2 separate regions of the Mus musculus genome follow, and region 1 is linked to region 2. A link is a loop called in an ENCODE intact Hi-C map of the cell type or tissue named here. Cell type or tissue: left cerebral cortex. All regions are shown on one strand. Each heading gives the region's core, and the rest is flanking DNA. Links, peaks and the distances in the headings are about the cores only. Region 1 holds the start of Eef1a1 (eukaryotic translation elongation factor 1 alpha 1). Region 2 overlaps Slc17a5 (solute carrier family 17 (anion/sugar transporter), member 5).

Region 1 (10,712 bases), core at 1,303-9,302, 69 kb after region 2:
TGAAAACTAGAACTAGACAAGAAATGAGAAGCATCATGTAAATTTGCTTTGAACTGGTTCCAAATTGTTTTATATTTAAGTTTTTCCCTTGACTGTGGAACTCTTCCCCAGAAACAAATAGTTCCTTTGCAAATCCTGTGTGTTTTTGTGAACACTAGACAGAGGCCCTCAAATGCTCCTAGTAAGGTTGGTGCAAGAACATCAAATGTTTGTAACTGGGAAGTGATGTTGTACACCTGGGAGAGGAGATCCAATGATGGATAATCAGATAGGATATCTTTGAGCTAGGAACTGTAACTTGGTGATAGACACCCTAGGGTTCCATCTCCAGCACCCCATATCCCATTACAAAATAATTCTTTTTCCATCTCTAGCATTAAAAAACAAAACAAAGAAGTTCTTCTTTCCTCTGAGAAACACTTCTGTGTGCCTGCTCTGAGAGGCATTTAAAAATGGCCAGGGCTTTAATCCCAGCAGGTCCAGGTCGGATTCCTGTGAATTTGAAGTCAGCCTGGTCTACTACCTATTCCAGGGCAGCCAGGGCTAAAAAAGAGAGACCTTGTCTCAATAACAAAACAATGCTGGTATGATCGCTAGAATTGCAGCAAAGAAAGGGATGTAACTAACAAGGCAAGCCATTTTTGAGAAGCAGTGATTTCACAAGTGTTAGGGATGGGCGCTGGGAGATTGCTGATGCTGGTATTTAGATGAGACCATGTGGGGTGGATTAGATTATTTTCAGGTTTCTCATGTTCAATCAAATGGCTGTACATACACATGTACACATACAATCTTTTTAGTGTAACAAACCTAGAATCAAAGTAAAGCTAACTGTAGGATTGAAGCATATTCTGAACTGAACCCTTAGGGGTGTGAAGGCCGCTTCAGGTTTCCAGAGAATCAACCGGCATTGGATGGAATAAACCAAGGGGCCAGCCCAGGGGCAGATCGGTCGAGCTCTCCGCTACTGAGCTAAGCCCTTGGGTTCTAGAGCCGGGAAGGGTCCCCAACATTGTGTTCCTCTCCCAGCCAGGAGAGCATGGGCTGCGGGAGGCGAACAGAAGGATAGCGGGGCTGACGTCGGGAGGTGGCCTCCGTGGGAAGGGACACCCGGATCTTGACACAGCCTTGGCAGCGGAGTAAGGAAGAGTAGGGATAGATTCTGGCCGCCCTCTTGGCCAGCTTCTCGCCGCCCCACCCTCCGCTAGGGCCAAGAGTAATTCATACAAAAGGAGGGATCGCCTTCGCCTGGGGAAGTCCCAGGGACCGTCGCTAAATTCTCATAACCCATAATCCCGGTACCCGCCCCACCACAGTGCGAGGAGCATGCGCTCAGGGCTGAGCGCGGGGAGAGCAGAGCACACAAGCTCATAGACCCTGGTCGTGGGGGGAGGGGCGCACTGAGCGGGGGGGGGGGGGGTGATGGGGGGGAGGACCGGGGAGCTGGCGCGGGGCAAACTGGGAAAGCGGTGTCGTGTGCTGGCTCCGCCCTCTTCCCGAGGGTGGGGGAGAACGGTATATAAGTGCGGCAGTCGCCTTGGACGTTCTTTTTCGCAACGGGTTTGCCGTCAGAACGCAGGTGAGGGGCGGGTGTGGCTTCCGCGGGCCGCCGAGCTGGAGGTCCTGCTCCGAGCGGGCCGGGCCCCGCTGTCGTCGGCGGGGATTAGCTGCGAGCATTCCCGCTTCGAGTTGCGGGCGGCGCGGGAGGCAGAGTGCGAGGCCTAGCGGCAACCCCGTAGCCTCGCCTCGTGTCCGGCTTGAGGCCTAGCGTGGTGTCCGCGCCGCCGCCGCGTGCTACTCCGGCCGCACTCTGGTCTTTTTTTTTTTGTTGTTGTTGTTGCCCTGCTGCCTTCGATTGCCGTTCAGCAATAGGGGCTAACAAAGGGAGGGTGCGGGGCTTGCTCGCCCGGAGCCCGGAGAGGTCATGGTTGGGGAGGAATGGAGGGACAGGAGTGGCGGCTGGGGCCCGCCCGCCTTCGGAGCACATGTCCGACGCCACCTGGATGGGGCGAGGCCTGGGGTTTTTCCCGAAGCAACCAGGCTGGGGTTAGCGTGCCGAGGCCATGTGGCCCCAGCACCCGGCACGATCTGGCTTGGCGGCGCCGCGTTGCCCTGCCTCCCTAACTAGGGTGAGGCCATCCCGTCCGGCACCAGTTGCGTGCGTGGAAAGATGGCCGCTCCCGGGCCCTGTTGCAAGGAGCTCAAAATGGAGGACGCGGCAGCCCGGTGGAGCGGGCGGGTGAGTCACCCACACAAAGGAAGAGGGCCTGGTCCCTCACCGGCTGCTGCTTCCTGTGACCCCGTGGTCCTATCGGCCGCAATAGTCACCTCGGGCTTTTGAGCACGGCTAGTCGCGGCGGGGGGAGGGGATGTAATGGCGTTGGAGTTTGTTCACATTTGGTGGGTGGAGACTAGTCAGGCCAGCCTGGCGCTGGAAGTCATTTTTGGAATTTGTCCCCTTGAGTTTTGAGCGGAGCTAATTCTCGGGCTTCTTAGCGGTTCAAAGGTATCTTTTAAACCCTTTTTTAGGTGTTGTGAAAACCACCGCTAATTCAAAGCAAAAATGGGAAAGGAAAAGACTCACATCAACATCGTCGTAATCGGACACGTAGATTCCGGCAAGTCCACCACAACCGGCCACCTGATCTACAAATGTGGTGGAATCGACAAGCGAACCATCGAAAAGTTTGAGAAGGAGGCTGCTGAGGCAAGTATAAGGCAAAAGGAGGGATGGGAATTCTTTAAGCAGGGAGTAGAACCTAGGTCTTGGGTGTACTAATTAGAAGTCACTTTGCAGATGGGAAAGGGCTCCTTCAAGTACGCCTGGGTCTTAGACAAACTGAAAGCTGAGCGTGAGCGTGGTATCACTATTGACATCTCCCTGTGGAAATTCGAGACCAGCAAATACTATGTGACCATCATTGATGCCCCAGGACACAGAGACTTCATCAAAAACATGATTACAGGCACATCCCAGGTGTGTAAAATTTACCCATTCCTGACTCAGGATATTTTTTAGTGGGGTGCTTTCTCTGAGATAATGGTATATGATTGTCTTGTTTCTTACAGGCTGACTGTGCTGTCCTGATTGTTGCTGCTGGTGTTGGTGAATTTGAAGCTGGTATCTCCAAGAACGGGCAGACCCGCGAGCATGCTCTTCTGGCTTACACCCTGGGTGTGAAACAGCTGATTGTTGGTGTCAACAAAATGGATTCCACCGAGCCACCATACAGTCAGAAGAGATACGAGGAAATCGTTAAGGAAGTCAGCACCTACATTAAGAAAATTGGCTACAACCCTGACACAGTAGCATTTGTGCCAATTTCTGGTTGGAATGGTGACAACATGCTGGAGCCAAGTGCTAATGTAAGTGACTTTTAAGGTAGTTGAATGGAGAAAGCCGCAATAAGTAAGGAGGTTATAATTGACTGCCTGTGTTTTAGATGCCTTGGTTCAAGGGATGGAAAGTCACCCGCAAAGATGGCAGTGCCAGTGGCACCACGCTGCTGGAAGCTTTGGATTGTATCCTACCACCAACTCGTCCAACTGACAAGCCCCTGCGACTGCCCCTCCAGGATGTCTATAAAATTGGAGGTAAGTAGAATATTAAGTAGAATGTTGACGTGAATTTGAAGTCTTATGTTTTGTGTATTAAATACTTATACAAAACAATACTATTTTAGGCATTGGCACTGTCCCTGTGGGCCGAGTGGAGACTGGTGTTCTCAAGCCTGGCATGGTGGTTACCTTTGCTCCAGTCAATGTAACAACTGAAGTCAAGTCTGTTGAAATGCACCATGAAGCTTTGAGTGAAGCTCTTCCTGGGGACAATGTGGGCTTCAATGTAAAGAACGTGTCGGTCAAAGATGTTAGACGAGGCAATGTTGCTGGTGACAGCAAAAACGACCCACCAATGGAAGCAGCTGGCTTCACTGCTCAGGTGACACATTTTTAAGATAGGTGGCTAGATTGGTTGTGTGTGCAGAATCACAAGGCAAGACTTAAATACACGCTGTTTTTCTTAGGTGATTATCCTGAACCATCCAGGCCAAATCAGTGCTGGCTACGCTCCTGTTCTGGATTGTCACACAGCCCACATAGCATGCAAGTTTGCTGAGCTTAAAGAAAAGATCGATCGTCGTTCTGGTAAGAAGCTGGAAGATGGCCCCAAGTTCCTGAAGTCTGGCGATGCTGCCATTGTTGATATGGTCCCTGGCAAGCCCATGTGTGTTGAGAGCTTCTCTGACTACCCTCCACTTGGTAAGCCTGATCTGAGTCTGCTACACTGAACATCAAGTTTGTAATAGGAAATGTTGCTTGCATAGCAAAGATACTGATAAATGGCATTTTTCTATATAGGTCGCTTTGCTGTTCGTGACATGAGGCAGACAGTTGCTGTGGGTGTCATCAAAGCTGTGGACAAGAAGGCTGCTGGAGCTGGCAAAGTCACCAAGTCTGCCCAGAAAGCTCAGAAGGCTAAATGAATATTACCCCTAACACCTGCCACCCCAGTCTTAATCAGTGGTGGAAGAACGGTCTCAGAACTGTTTGTCTCAATTGGCCATTTAAGTTTAATAGTAAAAGACTGGTTAATGATAACAATGCATCGTAAAACCTTCAGAAGGAAAGAATGTTGTGGACCATTTTTTTTGTGTGTGGCAGTTTTAAGTTATTAGTTTTCAAAATCAGTACTTTTTAATGGAAACAACTTGACCAAAAATCTGTCACAGAATTTTGAGACCATTAAAACAAGTTTAATGAGAAATCTGTGTTGGTCAATGCTGAAAGTTAACTGACTGTATACAACAAAGGTACTGGGGTCCCCATGGTATGTTCTTAGGGATTGAGTTCTGGTTGTCTGGGTCTGCCCAGAACTGAGCTATAAACAGGGCTGATTTGGGTTAACTTCAAATCTTACTGGTGAGGACAAAGTAATTTTGCTGTATCAACCCAAGGTGTGGTATAGTTGGGCAGACTATACCTATACCCCAATCTGTCTGGATCTGCATGCAGTAGGTCAGACTTGGGTGTGACAGCTAAGTTTGATTTAGGCAGCATTGGAGTATGCTACCACATAGGATTACTGAGTGTGCTTTGTGAATATTGGAAATGAAGCAAGGTTGGACAATTACTTGAGCATTTCCTTCCACAATTACACAGGAGAGAACCTTAACTAAAAAGACCAATCTTGAATGAATAGGTGAGAACGAAGAGGCTAAGCAAAAGGGATTTTCTAAGATGAGCTTTTGCAAAACAAGCTGATGGTAGGGTGGTAGGAATACCTTCAATAATAAGGTAAAAGCTGTTCAGTATTTATACTGAGATTTTGGTTACAGTGACTGTACTTGTTGCCAGAACATGTAATTTGAAATAAGTTTCAAAACTGAGGCATGTTAGCCTGACTTTGGCAGAACAAACATGGGCTAGTCCCTGGAAGTGGATTGGCAAGACTGCATAGGATATGTCATGAAGTCCATGAGATGAAAACAGGTGGCCTAAGTTTAGATAATCTAGACTCAGAAAAGTGATGTGTAATAACCCCTTTGATATGGCAAAAACATCCAATGTGTCATCTTTACCCTTAGAGACTGGATAAAATTCTAGTGCTTGTGGGATTAAGGGTTGCTGTTGCTGCAAACTCTTTACTAAAGGCTTGTCAGTTCCTTAGTTGAGGTTATTTCAAGTAGGACTGGTTAAAATGGATTGCTAATAGTGAAATAGCTTAAGTAAGCTGTTAGACCCTAAATAAGAATCAAGACCTACCTGGGAAATTGATAGCAAGTGTCTGCTGGATACAAACACCGTTTTTCAAACCTGCACACTTACGTGTATAAGTGGAGTAGCACCATCTACTGGTGCTTTGAAGACAAAACATTCAGAATAAAAGCATGTTTCTGGGGATGGAATTCAGGGCCAAAGGTTTGGTAGGCAAGCCTTCCACCACGTGAGCTACATAGGTAGTCTTTAGTCTTGATTAAAATCAAACACGTGAAAGCTAAGTGCTCTAAAAGGCTAGCTGTTTAGATGTTATATGACTTTAGTGTGGACTTAGTGAAAATTTCCCCCGGTTTCTGGCACCCACATGATTTACAACAGTTCTAGTGGCCTGTCTGTACCAGGTCCATATACAGTACCCATGTAGGCAAAATCTTGAACTCTTTTAAAACATGTTTTTTAAAACATTTGGGCTTTAATGTGGGAGATAAAGGCTCCACATGGATAAGGCCAGTTGCTACTAATGAGTAGGGTTTAAAGTCAGTGCAGTCTCAGTCTGGGTTGCATAAGGGCTAGGGAGTCTTGACATCCTTAGAAATAAAAGTAAATGAAGGCAGGCTGGGCTTGAAAGGCTGGCGAGACAGTCTAGTCCCTAGATGCACATAGCAGAACATCCCTCAAGTTGTCCTTTGTCCAAAGGCACATGGCTCTTAAAATACTCTTGAGAATGCTGCCCCCACACTCCCTTATCTTGCAGTCAGGCTAGCCTCTGGGTCTAAATGAACCTCTTGGCAGTTCTTGGGAAAGGTACTGGGTGAACCTAGGGCCTTTGCATATGGTTGGAAGATACACTCCCACTGAGCAGTGATCCTCATTCCTTCAAAAGAATTGAGAGGCTCAGGCAGGCCTTGAACTTGTGATCTTTCTATCACAGCCCCCCTGAGAATGGAATTAGAAGCTTACTAGTAGGTTTGGCTCAATTTGAGTTTTGGAAAACTTGACTTACAAGGCATTTTTCTGAGCTACAGTTTTGTCTATCCCTGGATGTCCTGGAACTTACTCTGTAGACTAGGTTGGCCTGGAAATCCGAAATCTACCTGCCCGTGCTTCCCAAGGCTTGGACTAAAAGCATGTGCCACCACACCAACTAAAAAGCCAATTTGTTATCTAAAAAAACAATTTAAAAAAAAAAAGATTTATTTATTATATGTAAGTACACTGTAGCTGTCTCAGACACACCAGAAGAGGGCATCTGATCTCATTACAGATGGTTGTGAGCCACCATGTGGTTGCTGGGATTTGAACTCAGGACCTTCAGAAGAGCAATCAGTGCTCTTAACCGTTGAGCCATCTCATCAGCCCCGTTTTTTTCTTTCTTGAGAGAGGGTCTTGAACAGTCTACACTGGCTTTGAATTTGCTACGTAGGCAAGACTGATACATACCACCATGTACAGCGGAGTTTTATGAAAATTTGCCTGGGGTGCTTTATTGTAGTCTTGGATTTTTCAGAAGTTGAGGCAGGAGGATCATTTGAGGATAGGGATTTGAGGCCAGCTTGGACAAAATGACTTTTTTTTTTTTTTTTTTAAAGAATTATATATGTGGGGCTGGTGAGATGGCTCAGTGGGTAAGAGCACCTGACTGCTCTTCCGAAGGTCCAGAGTTCAAATCCCAGCAACACATGGTGGCTCACAACCATCTGTAACAAGATCTGACTCCCTCTTCTGGTGTGTCTGAAGACAGCTACAGTGTACTTACATATAATAATAAAATAAATCTAAAAAAAAAAAAAGAATTATATATGTGAGTATACTGTTGCTGTCTTTAGACACATCAGTAGAGGGCATAGGATCCTATTATAGATGGTTGGACCTCTGGAAGAAAAGTCGGTGCTCTTAACCGCTGAGCCATCTCCCCAGCCCTGTTTTTGTTTTAATTTACTCTTATGCATTGAGAACTAAGTAGGCAAATTAATATGGCCTGTGTTTGAAATGCATTTTATGAAAACAAGGGTGCAAGCTAACATCAAATATGGCCTTAGATGTGTTCTAAGCCATTATGTTCACCACTTGGGGGTTGTTGGTTGTACTGTGAGAGGAGTAAACAGTGAGTTCTAGGTCCTGTATGAAAGAGACATCCCATCTTGTTTTCCATTAACATTAACTTGTTATTTTACTTACAAACCCTAAGTGCTCTCTCACCCGTTACTGCTTATGTGGCACCAAAGTCACTTCCATATTTGCAAGTCTCTGGGAACTTCCATAACAAGTTAAACTGGAGTACTAACTCAAATACATAGTTTTCTCAGTACTGATTCTGAAGAAAAATTATTTTAGGAAACAACTGCATGGTACTAAATAGTGTTGACCTCATGCAGTGGAAATCTCTGAAAGGCCTATGAATAAGTGTATTTGAGAGTTCCGTTTGTGATCCCTACAAGAAGTCCTATGTTACACTAATTCTATCCTTATGTATAAGTAAAGTAGGTGAGAAAATTATGCAAGAGATTTCCCCACTCCTTCATTGCTAAAATATTCACATACACTAACATGCATTCTTTTTCTTTTCCCTTATTGAGACAAGCCCAACTCTTGTAGCTCAGCTAGCTTGCAGATCATGGTGTATCTGTTTGAGTAACACCCCCCGCCCCCCAAAGGTTCGTCCTTTTTTGCACAGTGGTATGTTTTGCCTCCTGCGAAGAGGGAGCTGGAGAAATAAAAGAGAGAAAGAATACCATTTAGTTAAAAAAGTAAGTAGGCTCCCAGCACTTGGGAGGCAGAGGCAGGTGGATTTCTGAGTTTGAGGCCAGCCTGGTCTACAGAGTGAGTTCCAGGACAGCCAGGGCTATACAGAGAAACCCTGTCTCAAAAAACCAAAAAAAGTAAGTAGGCAGGACTGGAGGGGCTTCAGAAAATGAGTGGGAAGGCATGCCCGTGTTTTCACCAGTATCTAGAGAAACAAGAAGGGGCAGCTCTTCTGAGTCACTGACAAAAGTAGGCAGGAGAGGAGCACAGGTTCTGTAAGTGGCTCCCTGTTTCCCTAAGACCAGGTCTCACTGTACAGCCAGGTCAATCCTGAACTCTAGGTCCTCCCGCTTCAGCCTCTCAAGTGATGGGGGATTACAAGTCTGTTCCACCACAGTTTCAGGTTTAGTTTTGCTTTAGTTATGATGAATGCTATATGATCTATAGAATATGAGCCCCAGAGAGAATTACACATTGTTTTTCACTATTTTGCCCAGATACATAAAAAAAGCAAAACTGTAACCTTGGTCCTGTCTCAACAACAAAAAAGCCACTTCCAGGACTTGGCACATACCTTTGGACAAACGTAAAATCACCTAACAACAGTATTTTCAGTGTCATCTTTATTTCCTATTCATACTCTCTAAGCCAGCGGTTCTCAGCCCATGGCTTGAGACTCCCACAGGGATTGAATATTAGATATTTACATTATGATTCGTAACAGTATGAAGTAGGAATGAAATAATTGTGTGTTTGGGGCTCACCACAACACAAGGAACTGTTTTACGGGGCTGAAAACCATTGCCCTAAGCCCTCACTCTAAGTCCTCTATGAAATGAAAGTTCACAAGCACCGATTGGCCTGGCGTTCTGTCACTGCTGTCTGCTCTGCCGCGTGCTCCTCACAAATCTGAGCAGATTGATGATGGCAGCTGGTGTCACTCCAGGAATACGACTAGCAGCCCCAATCTAGGAATTAAGATGACAAAAGAACCAGGATGAGCGATGTCAAATCAGATGTCCTCTCCCCACAGCCTCTTTATAGGACAGGCTGTAAAGCAGTTAGATTCTGAGCTGGCATCAGACTACACTGACCAGGTCACTTTTGAACTCTTGGGCTAAGTAAAGAGATCCTCCCTCATTTCAGTCTCCCACGTAAGCAGTTAGGACTACAGGCAGATGCCATGACAGCCAGCTACTACAGATTACCTGAGGGTTGGGGAGACGGCTCGGCACCTAAGAGTACTTGCTTCTTTTGCAGAGGATGCAGGTTCAGTTCCCAGCACCCACATGGTAGCCACAAGCATCTGCACCTCCAGTTCTAGGGGAGTCCATGTTCTCTTTTTCTGTTTCCCATAAGCACTGGGCATGCATGTTGCCCATACATACATGAAGGCAAAACACTCAAACCCATAAGAAAATGTGAATGTCATTAAAAATAAGTTTATAAAGAAGATAAGGGAAATGAGACATGACTTATGACTTCAGCTCAGAATTTTAAATTGATGTGTGCAAGATCATATTGTTTTTGTTTTTGTTTTTAATGTAAGTACACTGTGGCTATACACAGAGGGCACCAGATCTCACTGCGGATGGTTGTGAGCCACCATGTGGTTGCTGGGATTTGAACTCAGGACCTTTGGAAGAGCAGTCAGTGCTCTTAACTGCTGAGCCATCGCTCCAGCCCCGTGGGAAACCATGTCTCAACAAAACAAGCTTCTTCCAGGTCTTGGCGCACACCTGTAACCCCGGTATTGGGCAGCCTGAGGCAGAAAGATCTCAAGGCCAGCCTGGGCTACAAAGACTCTTATCCCCTTCCTCTTCCTTCCCAAATGTTACAGTATCTTTTTCTTTCCATTAAAAAAAAAATCTGTGGGAGAGCTGGAGAGATGGCTCAGTGATTAACTTGCTGCTGTTTCAGAGGGTCAGAGTGGATGCTAGGATGCTCCTAGCATCCGGGGTGTCTGGCTCACAACTTTAACTCCAGTTCCAGGGCATCTGAATGTGATACTCTCTTCTGACCTCCACAGGCACCAGGCACACATGTGGAGCAAGCAAAACACTCATACATCTAAAACAAAACATCTTCCCCTTCCTCCCTCACTTCCTTCCTTCCTTCCTTGAAAATACATGGTATAGATGACAATTAACACAGATTCACAGCTGTCAATATATGGGAACTATGTGACTTTGGAGCGCTCAGCCATAAATGAGACATCTGTATCAACACTCCTCCCTTCAAAGCACAGGATG
Region 2 (10,712 bases), core at 1,379-9,378:
AGGAACAAAATGCCAGGCTTAGCCTCGGCTGCAGCTCAAGGCCAGCTGCACCAATAAGAGACCTTTTCTCAAAAAACAAACCAAACAATTATAAAAGAGTGGAGCCATTGTCTTGCCCAGCTGACATTTATCACGTTACCTGTATGTAAACACGGGTGTCCAGGACGAGGCTGCTTCCAGTCTCTTACATAAACATCCTCTTGTTTGTCCTCAGAGGTCCAGTGAGTTGGGGGGTGGGGCTCTTGACTTACTGTATAGAAACTCAAGTTCAGGGGAATTAAGTGTCTTCCACCACACAGCTAACTAATGCTAGATCCATGATCCATAATCTGAAGCTAAAATTCTTACTTTGAGCCCAGACAGGTTTTTATATCTTCCTCTCTAGAAACATTCTCTGAGCCATGGAGCTCTGTTTTTCCAGCTAGGATAAAGAGAGGGACTAGACTGAGCACCTCTCCTCTGAAGATTTGGGGAACTTAACTTATAGGAAGTAATGGATCTCTATTTAATTTAGGAGGAATTGCGAAGTAGGTTTTTTTTTCTAACCTCTGAAATATCCCAGACTGCACCTAGCCAGATGTTAGAGCCCTCTGACTCCTGTGACACACCAAGACAAGCCCTTGTCCACACCTCTCAGAGAGATCCTGAGCAGGCCTTACTAGGTCTGGTGGCATACTTCTATAATCCTGACATCATGGAGGCTGAGGCAGGAGGATCACAGAAAGTTCAAAGCCGGCCTAGGCTACATATTGATTAAAGAAAGAACCTGAACAGACCTTTGAAATTAACCTGCTCATATGAAAAAAAAATACAAGAATATGAAACAAGCCGTGCAGTGGTGGCACACGCCTTTAATCCCAGCACTCGGGAGGCAGAGGCAGGCGAATTTCTGAGTTCAAGGCCAGCCTGGTCTACAGAGTGAGCTCCAGGACAGCCAGGACTACACAGAGAAACCCTGTCTCGAAAAACAAAAAAAAAGATATGAATCAAGATTGGGGTTTCATCCTGGAGTTCAGCTACTAGAGCAATCCCTGTGCATATGAAGTCCTGAGATCAAGCCCCACAGCTGAAGAAGAGAATAATTTAATCTTTTTTTTTCTTTAAAGATTTATTTATTTATTATATGTAAGTACACTGTAGCTGTCTTCAGACACCCCAGAAGAGGGCATCAGATCTCATTATGAATGGTTGTGAGCCATCGTGTGGTTGCTGGGATTTGAACTCAGAACCTTCGGAAGAACAGTCAGTGCTCTTAACTGTTGAGCCATCTCTCCAGCCCCCTAATTTAATCTTCTTAATAAGGGGCTAAGCTCCTTCCAACTAGACGGCCTTAGAGCTCTACATAGGACCATTCCCAGCAGAAACAGATCACAGAACACCAACTAAGTGTGGGAGATCACATCTCTAATTCCAACACCTGCCTGTTGGTTTTAGTCACAAAAGCATACATAATGTTGGGAGGATTTACCATATACCAGCAACCTTAAAATAGCTGTAAAATGTAAAGGAAGAGGTCGTTGAACTTTACAAACTAGGAGCTGTGTTGAATATACATATCGATAAGGGGTGAACTAAAGGAGTTTAATAGTGAAAGCTAATTGCAAGGAAATTTGGTTAAATTTAGTGATAATTTGAAAGTTATAAACATAACTGTAATAATAAACACTTTGCCAGACAGTGGTGATATACACCTTTAATCTCAGGACTGGGAGGCAGAGGCAGGTGGATCTCTTGAGTTTGAGGCCAGCCTGATTTACAGAGTGAGTTCCAGGACGGCCAGGGCTCCACAGAGAAATCGTGTCTCGGGGGAGGCGGGGACAGAAGGGGTCAGGGGAAACACTTCGAAGCTGAAAGAGTTGAGGCACTAGAAGCTGTTCCATTGGAAACGGAACATAGAGATGCCTGTTTTATTAACAAAGAGCTTCATAGTAACTGGGGCATCCCTGGCTACATACCTAGTGAGTTTACGATTGCCTAGGCAATGAGAGAGCCCTGTCTCAAATAACAAAGTGACAAAGAATAGAGCTATTGATTTTTCCAGTTGTCAATTGCTGTGCTACTTATGTATAAATGCCATTGTCTAGTACTTAATAGCTTAGTAGTCACTTGTACAAACATTTGTTTATCCTGAAAACAGTCTAATGAGGTAGGTAGGTGTTCTTGACCAGTTTCACGGTGGAGGAAATGTTAACATTTATGGAGTCATAACCAAGCCTGATAACCTAAACAGATTCAAGGAGATAAACAGTGATTGTAAATACGAGGGTCTGGAGCCATGGCTCAGTGATAGAGAACTTACTGAAAATGTGTAATGCTGCCATGGGGGAGGGGGGAGGGGGGAGGTTAGCCTCTAGCACTGCAGACAATAAAGTGAAACACAAAGATTAATGCTGCCCCTTAAACCAAAAGAAAAAGAATCTAGAAAACATTGCAGCCGGGTGGTGGTGGCACACGCCTTTGATCCCAGCACTTGGGAGGCAGAGGCAGGCAGATTTCTGAGTTCGAGGCCAGCCTGGTCTACAAAGTGAGTTCCAGGACAGCTAGGGCTATACAGAGAAACCCTGTCTCGAAAAACCAAAAAGAAAAAAAAAAAAAGAGAAAGAAAGAAAGAAAGAAAGAAAGAAAGAAAGAAAGAAAGAAAGAAAGAAAGAAAGAAGAAAACCTTGCAGATGAAACATGTTTTCGATTACATATCTTGCGGGATCCTAGAGTGAAAAGTTGGAAGGGTTTTGAGTAACCCATTCAGTATGCTGTGCACACCGGGGGCATCAGCTGAGAGCTGATGAGCAATGTAAAGTCTTGGGCTGCACCACAGAATCTCCACTTGGAGATCCCTGGGTGAATCTCGCACACATTCAAGTCTGAGGCACTAGTCAAAATCTGTCTTCCCACCCCCTCAGCAAACAGTTCTGAAGTTTACATACTCGCATTTAGAACCCCACAGGACTCTAGGAAAAGATTCGGTGCCTGCTTCTGAGATTAGTCAAAGACAGGAATGAACTACTTTTAAATTAAGCAGTTGTAGTGTAGTATAATTTTTTTTCAACAAATACTAAATATCCGTTGGTACAAGCCCTAACAGACGCAGCCTACTCAACGGTGGGAGACAAGAAAACCATGCAAGTAAAGCGACCTGGTTTTGTTCCAGGCTGAGTAGAACATGTCCATAGTCCTGGTATTCAACAGGATGACAGGTTGAAGCCAGCCTGACCTACACAGTGTAGCCTGTTTCATAAAAGCAAAAAAACTATGGCTGAGACATTTAAATAACACCAAGGCTGAAGAAACAGTGCAAAGAAGTTAGCCAAGCTAAAGAAACAGTGGATCAGATGGGTTTGGTGGCGCACACTTTTAATCCCAGCACTCAGGGGGCAGAGGCAGGTGGATTTCTGAGGTCATGACCAGCTTAGTCTACAGAGTGAGTTCCAGGACAGCCAGGGCTACACAGAGAAACCCTGTCTCAAAGGGGAAAGAAAGAAAGGGAGGGAGGGAGGGGAGGAGAGAGAGAAGAGTGTGTCTAGGAGTTGAGAATATAGTTACGTGGTAGAACACTTTCCTCACCACGAATGAGTCCTAGGGATGTTGGTTCCCAGCACCACAAAATGAGGGAAAGGGCTAGTAGTATAGACAGAGGAATTTGTTGGAGAGGCAAAAAGAAATTGCTGCCTTGGTATGTCATAACAAAAGAGGTTTAAACAAATCAACTTCATATTCCATCTAGTTCTGGGACACGTATTGTGAAAAAAAATTTTTGGCTTTTTGTTTTGTTTTAAGATAAAAGAAACCTGCCGGGCATGGTGGCACATGCCTTTAATCCCAGCACTCAGGGGGCAGAGGCAGGTGGATTTCTGAGTTCGAGGCCAGCCTGGTCTACAGAGTGAGTTCCAGGACAGCCAGAGCTACACAGAGAAACCCTGTCTCAAAACAATAACAACAAAAAGATAAAAGAAACCTAACCCAAGCATGTTAATATGCTCACAAAAGAAAGCCAGTGATATTTTACACGCGCGCGCGCGCGCACTATCCCTTAGCCATAAGAGAAGGAAAAAGAGAATAATCATATCCAGTTCTTCCTCCTCTATGAAGGTGCTAAGGACGCTCAGGATCCCTGCAGCAAAGCCACAGCTCATGCGCCTGTGTGCACCCAGAGGCCAGAAGAGAGCGCCAGAGCACTGGTCCTCTTCCTGTGTGCATCCAGAGGCCAGAAGAGAGCGCCAGAGCACTGGTCCTCTTCCTGGGCCTTTGGAGCTCAAGTCTTAGCTAGGCTGGAGCCAGCAAACCCCAACAGTCTTGCTTAATCCATTTGCTGTAAAGCTGGGGTTATAGGCACTTTCAGGGATGCCTTGCGTGTCTTATCTCACGGGCACTAAGATTCTAATTCTTTTTTTTGGTTTTTCGAGACAGGGTTTCTCTGTGTAGCTCTGGCTGTCCTGGAACTCACTTTGTAGACCAGGCTGGCCTCGAACTCAGAAATCCGCCTGCCTCTGCCTCCTGAGTGCTGGGATTAAAGGCGTGAGCCACCACTGCCCAGCTTAAGATTCTAATTCTCATCCTCACGACAGCCCGGCTTTTCCCCACTGAGCCATCTCGTTAGTCTTCACAGAACTGATCTTACTATTAGATGAGATATGGAAAGTACTTAAAAACCCCTTTCAGTTTTTCCAATGGACAGTCAATATTCCTATCAACATGAAATATGTGTGTGGCATTTTCCAAGCCCTTCCATAAATTGAAATTAAGATTTTTTTTTGTTTGATTTTAAAACAGACTAGCCTCAAACTTGTATCAATCTCCCACCTCAGCATCCTCTTGCTGGGATTACAGGTATGCAGCACTGTGGGTAAAGCCACGGTTTACCTACGTATGGTTTGTTATGGTGCCTGACACACTCCAGTACCAGAAAATACTGACTGAATCTGTGCAGCGTGTTTTCTCATCTGTAGGCGTCCTTCTTCAATGGCACTTCCTGGCCAAGGGGAATATAAATACTTGAATGGGCGTCTTGGTGCTGACACTTAGTATTTCACAGCATCTGTCTGTACTTAGGATCTGTCGGTAGAAAGTCCTGGCAACGTTGCAGCTGGTTCCTCCTCCTGCCAAGGTGCTAATGGTTTAAAAAAAGAGGGGGAGAGAGGTCCTGCCAAGCTTGGTTAATTTAAGCTGTACTCCCTGAGGGGAATGAGCCAAAAAGATCTTGGCTTACTTATTATATGGTTTGTGTATGGGCTTCAAGTATAAAAATATGGATGTTTGTAGATGGCTGAAACAGGCACCGCAGAATTATTTATTATCATCATTATTATTATTGTTGTTGTTCTTTTTATTATTATTACTCAGGGATCTTTTAAAATTAGAAAACAATTTCAGATCAGTAGCTGACAACCTAGATGCCAGATGTTAAGGGTCCTAGTAGAATTTGCAGCATCTCACAGTAGGACTGCATGAAAGCTGGAAACATTTCTTTCATTTGGGCCAGGACTTTGCAGGTGTCTGGGTGAACATCAGGAGGATCCGCTTACAAGGCCGTTTTGGGAGCTGCGGTTAGCTGAAACCCTCCACCTTTATTTCTTTAACAAGGCATCAAACTAAATCAGGAGCTCTAAAATCCAGACTCTAGATCCTACCCTGTGCTTGGGAGGGACATAGAATTAATTATATTAAATGATACATCATCCGGGTAATCTGTAAAAACTAGAGTTTTAAAAGACACACATAGCACCTCAGGAAAGAGAGAGAATAGTTTATAGAATGAACTGATTCATACAACAGTTTGTAGAAAGTCAGCAGCCCTGGTATGTAATCCAAAATGTTACACTTGGTTCCACCTGTACAAAATTCCTGATCTCAAATGGGCAACTTTGGGTCACGTGTGTAAGAGAGGCACTACCCTTTGTGGAACTAGGCTCCCATGGTGGGCATGAGCCAATGGTCCAGGCATGGCTAGCCTGAGATAGCATTGACTAAGGCAAGGTGCCATGCAAAGGCAGTGGACAGAAGAGGGGAAAGTGAAGCCTGAGTTGGCCTTGAGAGCGTGCGCTCGGAGTCAGCAAGCTGGAGACCCAGGACGGTTACCTGTCTTGCTAACCGGGATGACAGTGAAGATTCTGTGACAACTGCTGGAGCGGCACAGAAGGCTCCCCTTCCCAGAAGAGAGGCTAAATGAGTGGTAGGGTGCAGGAAGTGTGGGTGGCAGGATGAATAGTGAGGTAACAGGAACGCTGTGGCAGATGTAAGCACCTGGAGTGAGCACACTGCGGGTCTGAAGGTGTGGGTGTGCCATTCTTGGGAGTAAGGCTCGCCACACAGGCCGCTCAGCTGTTCTTCCTCTTCTTTACGTAGTTAGTTAGCATCTGTAATCTAGGCTGGCCCTGAACACAAAATGTCACCAAGAATTGCCCACACTCCTGATCTCCTGTCTCCCCCTCCCAAGTGCTAGGATTGCAGGCGGGCACCATCATACTGAGCCATTACAGCCTTTTTGAGATAAATGTTAAACTATCCCTGTAGGCTTCTCACTAGGAAAGGAATAGCCTAGCTACGTACATTAAAGTATATACAGTCTAAAAGGTAGGCCAACCATCTTGAAATGTTTGTAGCAGCTGGGTATAGTAACACACATCTATAATCCCAGGATTGGAGAGGGAGAAGCAGAAGAGGCAAAAATTTAAGGGAGAGGCAGGCAGCTGGAAAGGCGGCTCTGCAGAGGATCTGCGTAAGAACACAGCTCTGGCTGCTCCTCCAGGGGGTCTGAGTTTTATTCCCAGCATCCATGTCGGCGGACAGCTCACAACCGCCTGTAATCTAGTTCCAGGGGATCTGACAACCTCTGACCCCACACACGCACACAAACACACACTCACACACACACACACACACTTACCACAAATAAAAATCTTTAAAAGGAGAGTTCAAGGTGAGGACTGAAGAAATGGCTCAGCAGTTAAGAACATGAGCTGCTCTTACAGGTGACCCAAGCTGAAGTCCTAATACCCACATCGGGTGACTCCCAATTGCCAATGATTCCTTGAAGAGGGTGATCTGATACCCTCTTCTAGTCTTTCTCACACACACACACACACACGTATGCATAATTTTAAAATATTTTAAAAAATAAGAGTTTAAGGCCATCTTTAGCTACTTGGTGAGGTTCAAGGCCAGCCTGTGGCTCAGGAAACCCTGTCTCTGAAAGTTTGTAACTGACCCTCTTGCAACATCTAAGCCCATTCTTAGGTATGAACTGTCTTCTCTACGTGCCTCTTTCTCCTCTCTAAAGGCCTGGGCTTAAATCTGTATTAAAGCTTGGCCTCAAAGAGAAATTTATGACTGGGTGTACCTGTAATCCCAGAACTCAGGAGGCAGAAACAGGAATGGAGAGTTCCGGGCCAGCCTGATCCGCCTCCAAATTTAATAATGAGAGGGCTAGAGACCTGGTTCAGTGGCTAAGAATGCTTGTTCTGGGGGCTGGAGAGATGGCTCAGTGGTTAAGAGAACTGATTGTTCTTCCAGAGGACCTGATTTCAATTCCCAGCAACCACATGGTGGCTCACAGCCATCTGTAATGGGATCTGATGCCCTTTCTGGTGCCTGAAAACAACTACAGTGTACTCATATACATAAAATAAATAAATCTATCTTAAAAAAAAAAAAAAAGAATGCTTGTTCTGCAAAGGACCTGGGTTCGGTTCAAAGAACAGTCTATAACTACATTCCATGAGTCTCACAGCTGCCTTTGACCTACAAGGACACGTGGTAGACACATGGTAGACACGTGGAGGCAAAACATTCATACAAAATATAACTTTTTAAAAAGAATTTAATAATAGCCTATCCCTGGAACCATTTCCATAAGTCTCCCTCACTTTTCCAGATGCAGAGGTAGCTTCGTGGTTAAGAACACTTACTGCTCTTACATCAAACCCCAGATTCAGTTCCCATCACCCACATCAGAAGGCTCACAACCAACTGGAACTAGTTCCAGGGGAATCAAGACACTCTGTCCCACATCAGACACCTGTATACATGTGGAACATATAAACTCATACAAGCTCATATGCGTAAATTAAAAATATATATTTTAAAATAATTACATTTGCTCTGCTCAAAATAATAATAGTAAAAATGTTTATAGCAGTAAACTGTTTCTTGATGAAGTACTAGATGCATGGTTTCACTTTGAGAAAATTCAGCGACTTATATGTACTGATAGATTTTATGTTTTTCTTTTTTTTTTTTAAGATTTATTTATTTATTTATTATATGTAAGTACGCTGTAGCTGTCTTCAGATGCACCAGAAGAGGGCATCAGATCTCATTACAGATGGTTGTGAGCCACCATGTGGTTGCTGGGATTTGAACTTCAGACCTTCGGAAGAGCAGTCGGGTGCTCTTACCCACTGAGCCATCTCACCAGCCCCGATTTTATGTTTTTCATATGTCTACTATGTGGTGGTCATCTTTGTCATGGTGGTGGTTGACCTCATTAGCCCATCCTCAGCTTTATGAGGTCCTAGTAATCAAACCCAGCGCTTCCTGCATGCCAGCTAAGCTCTGTACCAACTGAGCTAGGTCGCCTGAGTCACTTGAAAGGGCTTTTTGGGTTTTTTTTTAAGTAGATCTGGTGGAGTAAGAGGTAGAGAACTCAGCAGTTAAGAGCACTGGCTACTCTTCCAGAGCTTATGAGTTCAATTCCCAGCATCCACATAGCAGCTCATACTCTGATGCCCTCTTCTGGTCTGCAGGCATACATGCAGACAAAGAGACTGTATACATAAAACAATAAATCCTTTTAGGAAAAAAATCTGGTGGCATATAAGGGAACAGCCCTGTCCATGAGAACCTGAAGACAATAAAGTCTGCTGTCCGCTGGTCCAGGGACACGTCTCACAATGGTGGAGCTAGCAGGCATCTTTGTCTAAGCCTTTGTTCTTCATAGGATGGGAATCCATGAAGGCCTCGCCATGGGAGCCTTCTTCAGTCCTCATGTTTCTTAAATACGTTACGGCATATTAAACAACAGAACTCAGTTGGTTTTGGGTTGTTTTGGTTTTATTTTGAGACAGAATCCTGGAATTTGCTATGTAGACCAGGCTAGCCTCAAACTCACAGAGCTCCTCCTGCCTCTGCCTTCCAAGTATGATTTGTATCAAAGCATTGATAAAAAAAATATATATCTGATTCCAGGGGAGGAGCTGTGTGAGGGGGAGGACTGGGAGGGAGGACTACAATCAGGATGTAAAGTCAATCAATCAATCAATGGAAATTTTTTTGAAAACAGGAAAAACAACAATAGAAGATATCTGATTCCCTAAGATTTACCCTTAAAATAAATCCGTGCACTTGAGAAACCTTTCCCCAGCTTATTAAGAAAAGTCTTTCTGCCACAAGTACAAAGTAGACCTACCTGTGTACCAGGACAATGTGTGAAGATTTACATGTCAGCAAATATGTAATTAGTGAAACAAGTGAGTTGTGAAATTGTATATTTAATATGATCTCATGTCTAATTACATGTTTGGCAGTATAAGCATACACCAGTAATGAGTATATTTACCAAGGTGCTAATTAGATGATTATCTCTAAGTGAAGGAATTATAGACTTTTACTTTCTTAATTTTTTTCTTGTCTATATAATTTTCAAATTTTTTAATTTAGAGGACTGTTGAAATCGTTCTGTAGCACTGGGCGGTGATGGTGCATGGCTTTAATCCCAGCACTCAGGAAGCAGAGTAGGCGGGTCTCTGTGAGTTTGAGGCCAGCTTGGTCTATAGAGCAAGTTCCACATAGCCAGGACTACATAGAGAAACCCTGTCTCAAAAAACAAAAGAAAATAAAGAAGGAAGGAAGGAGGGGGAGAGAGAAGAAAAGAAATAGTTCTGTGGGTAAATAAGCTTGCCATAGCATGGTGACCTGAATTTGAGCCCTGAAACACACGTGGTGGAAAGAGAGAACCAAGTCCCAAAGTTGTCCTCTGACCCCAGCTAGCATGCCGTGGCACTTGCGCGCGCACGCGCGCACACACACACACACACACACAAAATAAAATATCTATAAATTTAAATTTTTTTAAATTGAGCTTTGTCACCAGGAAGTAGCTTTGTTTCGATGCTAGAGACTGAAAACAACCTCAAGCACACTGGACAAGGGCTCTGCTACTGAGCTACACCCCCAGCCTATAATCTGTTCCTTTCTGGGTTTTGAAGTCGGATGGCAGGCAGCCCAGGCTAACCTCAAACTTGATACATAGCCAAGGCTTGATCCTCCTGATCTTCCTCTCTCTTCGCCTCGATATTGCTGGGGTTAAAGGTGTGCCTCACCGGGCCACACTGCCTGACTGTGCGCCCCCCCCCCCCCGCCACTGCCGCTGCTGCCACACTGCACCCCCCTCCCCATGCCACACCATGCCCTAACACAAGTGTTTTCACTCTTAAGCTCCTGGTAGATCCATGAAACAAAAGTTCTCTAACAAGAGGAATCCCATCTGCAGCCGTGTCACCGTGTGTGCTGTTTTATGGGCCTTTGTGCTCACTTGTTTTTATTTCTAACCCAGTGTAGGCAGTCTTTTTTTTTTTTTTTAATTTCATGTATGAGTATATGTATAGCTGTCTTCAGACACACCAGAAGAGGGCATCAGATCTCATTACAGATGGTAGTGAGCCACCATGTGGTTGCTGGGAATTGAACTCAGGACCACTGGAAGAGCAGTCAGTGCTCTT

What was found. A loop is a pair of places that touch in the nucleus more often than their neighbours do. Peaks named below come from ENCODE experiments on the same cell type or tissue, not always from the same donor. Only the 100,000 strongest peaks of a DNase experiment are listed, where the experiment ranks them.
Region 1: a loop joins it to region 2, with 3 times the contacts of the local background. A loop is called at or near these places in 13 of 42 quality-filtered maps.

The regions. Positions count from the first base shown.
Region 1 is chr9:78,472,506-78,483,217 of GRCm38, reverse strand. It overlaps Mto1 (mitochondrial tRNA translation optimization 1), which reads right to left. Exons shown (of 12, transcript NM_026658.2): 12 at 9,066-9,428. The coding sequence ends at 9,333. It overlaps Eef1a1 (eukaryotic translation elongation factor 1 alpha 1), which reads left to right and starts at 1,494. Exons shown (of 8, transcript NM_010106.2): 1 at 1,494-1,579; 2 at 2,530-2,707; 3 at 2,798-2,977; 4 at 3,070-3,366; 5 at 3,444-3,594; 6 at 3,684-3,940; 7 at 4,026-4,260; 8 at 4,360-4,765. The coding sequence starts at 2,564. The coding sequence ends at 4,484. In left cerebral cortex, for the core only: a CTCF peak has its summit at 5,847 (motif pointing left); DNase peaks (open chromatin) are centred at 4,136, 5,941, 6,440, 6,679 and 4 more places; H3K4me3 peaks cover 1,696 bases; H3K27ac peaks cover 1,300 bases.
Region 2 is chr9:78,541,438-78,552,149 of GRCm38, reverse strand. The region is part of intron 9 of Slc17a5 (solute carrier family 17 (anion/sugar transporter), member 5); the gene reads left to right. Among named protein-coding and RNA genes, the nearest start is that of Slc17a5, 41 kb to the left of the region's middle. In left cerebral cortex, for the core only: CTCF peaks have their summits at 8,531 and 8,733 (motif pointing left); DNase peaks (open chromatin) are centred at 5,043 and 6,161.